Regions from separate parts of the Homo sapiens genome. Here region 2 is linked to region 1. Evidence: chromatin loops called from intact Hi-C (ENCODE). Cell type or tissue: K562. All regions are shown on one strand. Links, peaks and the distances in the headings refer to the core of each region. The heading gives the core; the rest is flanking DNA. Region 1 overlaps ATP9B (ATPase phospholipid transporting 9B (putative)). Region 2 overlaps ATP9B (ATPase phospholipid transporting 9B (putative)).

Evidence for each region. Peaks named below come from ENCODE experiments on the same cell type or tissue, not always from the same donor. Only the 100,000 strongest peaks of a DNase experiment are listed, where the experiment ranks them.
Region 2: a loop joins it to region 1, with 10 times the contacts of the local background. A loop is called at or near these places in 1 of 110 quality-filtered maps.

What each region holds. Positions count from the first base shown.
Region 1 is chr18:79,333,581-79,336,493 of GRCh38, forward strand. All of the region lies in intron 17 of ATP9B (ATPase phospholipid transporting 9B (putative)), which reads left to right. Among named protein-coding and RNA genes, the nearest start is that of NFATC1, 61 kb to the right of the region's middle. RefSeq lists a silencer at 2,220-2,420. In K562, for the core only: no CTCF peak of the experiment used is centred there; no DNase peak of the experiment used is centred there.
Region 2 is chr18:79,257,733-79,260,645 of GRCh38, forward strand. The region is part of intron 12 of ATP9B (ATPase phospholipid transporting 9B (putative)); the gene reads left to right. Among named protein-coding and RNA genes, the nearest start is that of NFATC1, 140 kb to the right of the region's middle. In K562, for the core only: no CTCF peak of the experiment used is centred there; DNase peaks (open chromatin) are centred at 879 and 1,689.

The DNA of each region.
Region 1 (2,913 bases), core at 380-2,879:
GTAGAGCTTTATTCTCCTTGGAGGTTACCAAAATAGCCTCTAAAAGACCTCTCCCCTCACTGTGTGTCATGGTGGCAGGGCAGGTCTTGGAGGTTACCAAAATAGCCTCTAAAAGACCTCTCCTCTCGCCGTGTGTCATGGTGGCAGGGCAGGTTAGCAGCTGCACCACCTCTGCGGGCTCATTGCGGCCGTAGCTAAGTTGGGAGTGTCCACCTGAGCTACAGAAAGTTCCTGGGGCTTCAGGAAGATGTGATTACCACTGATTTCTCTGTATTGTCAACCCCAGTGTCAGAGACAGGAGCTTTGTAAACATGGTTAAAATTTGAAAGAGTTGCTCAAATTTGAAATTTGAGAGGGAGTCAACAACATCTGGATGGAGAGTCTTAAGCAGCGAATCTTTCGGGACCTTCCAGAGCACAGAGAAGCCCTCTCTACAGGGAGGGTCACTGTTAAAGCATCTTAAAGTATGTTAGCCCTAATAAGTTGAAACTGCTAGGCTGGGCGCGGTGGCTCACGCCTGTAATCCCAGCACTTTGAGAGGCTGAGGTGGGCAGATGATGAGGTCAGGAGAGCAAGACCATCCTGGCCAACATGGTGAAACCCCGTCTCTACTAAAAATACAAAAAAAATAGACAGGGTGGTGGCAGGCGCCTGTAGTCCTAGCTGCTGGGGAGGCTGAGGCAGGAGAATGGCATGAACCCGGGAGGCAGAGCTTGCAGTGAGCCGAGATCGTGCCACTGCACTCCAGCCTGGGTGACAGAGCAAGACTCTGTCTCAAAAAGAAAAAAAAAAGTTAGAAACTGCTAGATTCAAAAATTGATAGTTATACAGCTTAGTGTTCATTACTTTGGTTTTTTTAATGTACTTTTTATAGAACACACCACAGCTTTAAAGCTTAGGCACACCTCACCCAGCACTTAGTAATCAATTGTAGGGCCTCTCTGTATCCCTGGAAGAGAGCCCGGCTGTCCTGAGCCCCGTCCTGGTCCACACAGCAGAGGGGGGTGGGGTTGTCTCCTGACAGCCCCGACACCCCCTGGGGCTGTCCGGGAGCCCAGCACCCTCCACCCCTGCCTCTTGTCTGCATCCCCCAGACGTTGGCCCCTTGGGCAGGACCGTGTGTGCTCACAGCTAAGTCCTACACACGCCTGGCCCCCAGGAGACCCACCGGCGCCCTCCCTCCCACATCTGCCCAGACGCCCACCCCCCCCTTGTGCCGGATAGGAGACCCACCGGTGCCCTCCCTCCCACATCTGCCCAGTCGCCCACACCGCCTTGTTCCAGGTAGGAGACCCACCGGTGCCCTCCCTCCCACATCTGCCCAGTCGCCCACACTGCCTTGTTCCGGGTAGGAGAGCGGGGTGGGTTTGTTTCTTCACCTGCCTTGCAGGAACACGTGCCCTCACGCGTCTGTTCCTGTGGCCGCATGAGGCCTGTCCCTCTGGGTGTCCTTCACGTCACCACAACCACGTGAGGGAGGAACTGTTTTCACTTTGCACACAAGGAAATGGCACAGAAAGCGCAGAGTTCCAGAAGTGGCTTCTGCCGCTCTGCCAGATTCTCTCCGCTGGCTATGTGGAAATGCAGGATGTAGCTATTAACTATGAGCAGGCTCGTTCAAGCCTTTTAAAACCTGACCCTCGTTCATGTAAGCAATATGGCAGCGTCAACCTCGTGTGGACATCAGGGTCTACTTTTGTAAGTGCAGTTTGAACTTCCAGGACTGGGATGTGTGTCACTGGTATGAGCAGTTTAACTTTGAGAGTGTTACCTCCACACAGGTTTGCTCCTGCACCACCCCTCAGCCTTGTCCCAGAGAGCCTGTTTCTTCACCCATCACCAGCTAAAACTGTTGCACTTTTACCTCTAATGGGAAAGTAGTGTTTTTTATTTTGACACCTTCCCTGACTGAACACGGTTAGCACCGTTTCATGAGCTCATTGCAGGCATTTCCATGTCTTGCTTTAACACGCACATCAGGCCCCGTGACTCCTGCAGGGCTCCCCCAACTCTGGAAGGCGAATGCAGGGTGAGGCTTGTGAGCTTTGGGATCTGGCCGTGTCCCCACCAACCCCAGCTCTCACCGCGGCCCTGCACTCCTGCCCTCCCCTCCATCACTAACTGCGCTTACTGCTCATGATTGGCTGCCCTGCAAGGCCAGTTACATGCACGTTAAAAATAGAGCAAGAAGAACTTACGCAGATTCACGGAGTTAGTCCCAGAGCAACACTCTTATGAGCCCATTTCTATGAAGGAGGAAACAAGTACAGAAAAATGAGGTCGTTTGCCCAAAAACACAAAGTCTGTGGCAGAAACAGGTTTCCGGCCCAGCCACCTGGTTCTAAATCCATGGTATTACAACACGCCAGGGGGGTCCCCCTCTCCCCCAGTGTACACCAGGAGCCCTCCCTGGCACCAGGCGCTCCCCTCGCCCGTCCCCAGCACCGCCGTGTGCACCCTCCATGCCCTCCCTGGCACCAGGTGCTCCCCTCGCCCGTCCCCAGCACCGCCGTGTGCACCCACCATGCCCTCCCTGGCACCAGGCGCTCCCCTCGCCCGTCCCCAGCACCGCCGTGTGCACCCTCTGTGCCCTCCCTGGCACCAGGCGCTCCCCTCGCCTGTCCCCAGCACCGCCATGTGCACCCTCCGTGTGTTCTTGCTACATGCAGGCTGCCGTCCACACTCTGGAGTGGTGGTGTTTAAGGATTCAGGGTATGATTTTTTGAAAAGCCCGTGCTGTGGTAAAAAGAAGCTCTGCTAGGCACCAGGAGAGTCCAGGTGGAGTGTGCCCCAACTCCATCCAGTGTCTTTGCCTCTCGAGTGAAGGGGTCAGTAGGATTTGAGATACCAGACAGGTCGGGAGGTTAAAAGGATGCATTGTATGTAAAGGTGTCCCTCTGCTGAGTTGTCTCT
Region 2 (2,913 bases), core at 159-2,658, 76 kb before region 1:
CTCTGTCCAGCAAACACATCTTTTTCTAGGAATTCCTTTTTCTTCTTTGCTTTCATTAATTTGATTTTTCTTAATGTCAGTTGATTTCTTTCAGTTCTAGAATGTCACATGATGTTCCTTTCAAGACTGCTTCTCTTTCACCACGTAAAAGGCCTAATGAGAGCTTTGCTTCCTTTTGTATCTAGGGCACCTCTGTCTTTAACTGACAGCATTGAAGAGTATTGAGACTTTTATTACATTTTAGTGAAATATTTTATTTATATGGACTATCTCCAACCACTTCTTTCTTTAGTAAAATAACATAGAAAGATTTGACCTTTTACCTTTATCCAGTTGCCAAGAAAAATTAATTATAGTTATGAAAATTAGTTTACGCAATAAGCATTTTTTAACTAAAACTAATTTTTGTTTTCATACCTCAGTAATTATATGTATTTATAGTAAAACAAAATAGAAAATAGGGCAGGCTGATAGCTTGAGTCCAGGAGTTAGAGACCAGCATGGGCAACATGGTGAAACCTGGTCTCTCCAAAAAACAAAAACAAAAATTAACCAAGCATGGTGGCATGCGCCTGTAGTCCTAGCTAGTTGGGAGGCTGAGGCGGGAGGATTGCTTTAGCCCAGGAGGTTGAGGCTGCAGTGAGCCAAGATCACACCACTGCACTCCAGCCTGAGCAGCAGAGCAAGAGCCTCTCTCGAAAGAAAAAATAATAATAATAAGAGAAGAAGATAAGTATTATCTGTAATCCTGCTGTCTCCACTTAAATTCTGTCAAACCTTTCCAATGTGTTTATACAGACTTACAAATATGACTATGCATATTTATATCTACATACAACACCCACACCCCAGGTGAAGTCTGTGTATCCTTTTCTAGTGTCTGCTTAGAAAATGAGGATGATAGCCGGCTTTCTGCGGGTCTCTCTTGCTCTAGTTTTTCAGTCAGCTGTTTTATGTTTAGCATGTTCAGTCATGCTTGGAGAGACTTACGAAGCAGAACTGTCAGTTCCCCTCTGTTTAGCTCCAGAACATCTCACACCCACTTCAACACAAGGCTCTACCATGTTTCTCTCACTCAGGATGCAGTTACACAGGGTGCACGCAGGGATGAGAACCGTTGATGTCAAAAGCACAGGACACTGATTTGGGAAATTAAAGTTCACATTTTATTAAAGCCAAGTTTGTTTTCCTTTTGCAAATTTTCCGTAAAATATGAATAATGATACATTCTAGTATTTGCTAAATATGCTTTTGGATTGAATAAAGGGTAAGACTTCTAAAATATGTTTTGGTTTTGCACAGTATACAAATCTGTTGTCCTAACACTCTTAAAAGGCTTTTCAAATTTAAGAAAGTTAAGCTGTTTTATAAAAATTCCTCTGTATGAAGTAAAATATTTTGAGCTACTTGATACAATTTACCTTGTAAATTTCAGAGGAAAATATTATAGTATTTAACGTTGACTTTTGTAATTCTAAAATTCATATATGTTCCCTAAATCCTGTGCATCTCTCATAAGAAAAGGAAAACTGATGATCAGAATTCTGTATTCATTTAAAGTTCTCTGAGGTCAGGGACTTGCAGTTACTTCCCTCTTTATTAACTCTTTCGTCCGTATGCTTTGAAATGCTATATACCATTGTAGTTGATAATGCAAAAACTGTCTTATCAGTGCTGGGTCAGAGTGTTTTTACTCCCACATGAGGCATATGTGGGTGCTAGAGGCAGAATGTTGTTTGACAAAGTGATAAAGGTGTTCCTTCTGAGAACACTGAAGAACCTCTTGTAAATACAGTGGCTTTGTTGAAAGCACTGAAGGTGAAGGGTGTTTGTGTGGCTTAGGGACAGGGTTTCCTCTCATTTACCAAGGGTCTAGCCTCCAACCCAGTGAGCGTGGGGATGCTTGCCTGTGCGCTTCCAGAGCAGACGGACCAGGGACCCCAAGTGCTCTGTGCAGTCAGCACACCCCCAGATGGAAGACCAAAAGTGTCAGGCAGCACAGGCACAGCAGTCATTGCTCCTGGATTTAGGAGAGAACTTTTCTGAAGGAAAACTTTTAAGAGCTTTATCAGGTTACTTTTCGGTTAGGTACCCTTTCTGTGACATTTTACAGGTTTTTGCTAATTTACCAAACATCTTTAGTAAGACCTCATTTTCCAGGTAGAATGCTTGGTGAAAAGAGTGTTTTCAACTTCTTTAGACCTAGATTTGATATTCAGGTATTGATGATTTGGAAAATTTGGAGCCTATCCAGATCACATAAAATGCTAATATTGGGAGATTCACTGTTTGGAAAGCATTCACCAAGGGTGTGTCCAGGTGGCGTTTTGCTCTTTGAAGAGATAGATTAGGGGCAGGTGTTAGTCCGTTCTCACCCTGCTGTGAAGATACTATACTAGACTGGGTAATTGATGAACAAAGGAGGTTGAATTGACTCACAGTTCTGCATGGCTAAGGAGGCCCCAGGAAACTTGCAATCATGGCGGAAGGGGAAGTAGTCACCTTCACAAGTCACCTTCACAAGGCAGCAGGAGAAAGTGTGAGCATGTGAAGGAGGAACCATCCCACACTCATCAAACCATCAGAACGCATGAGAACTCACTCATTATCACGAGAACAGCATGGAGGAAACCGCCCCCATGATCCAGTCACCCATCTCCCTCTACACACGGGGAGTACAATTCGAGATGAGATTCGGGTGGGGACACAGAGCCAGACCATTTCAGGGGCTGACTAAAGGATCTACTCAGCAACTCTGCAGAAACCAGGAGTAGAGATGGGTTATCCAAGAAGGATCTGTGTTGGAGTCTGTTTTCTGATAGTGTGGACTCTCAGGATATGCACAGGAGACCCATCATGTTTTATCAGCAGAAACTACCAGCTTGACCTAAAGGAACAGAGACAGGATGAGAT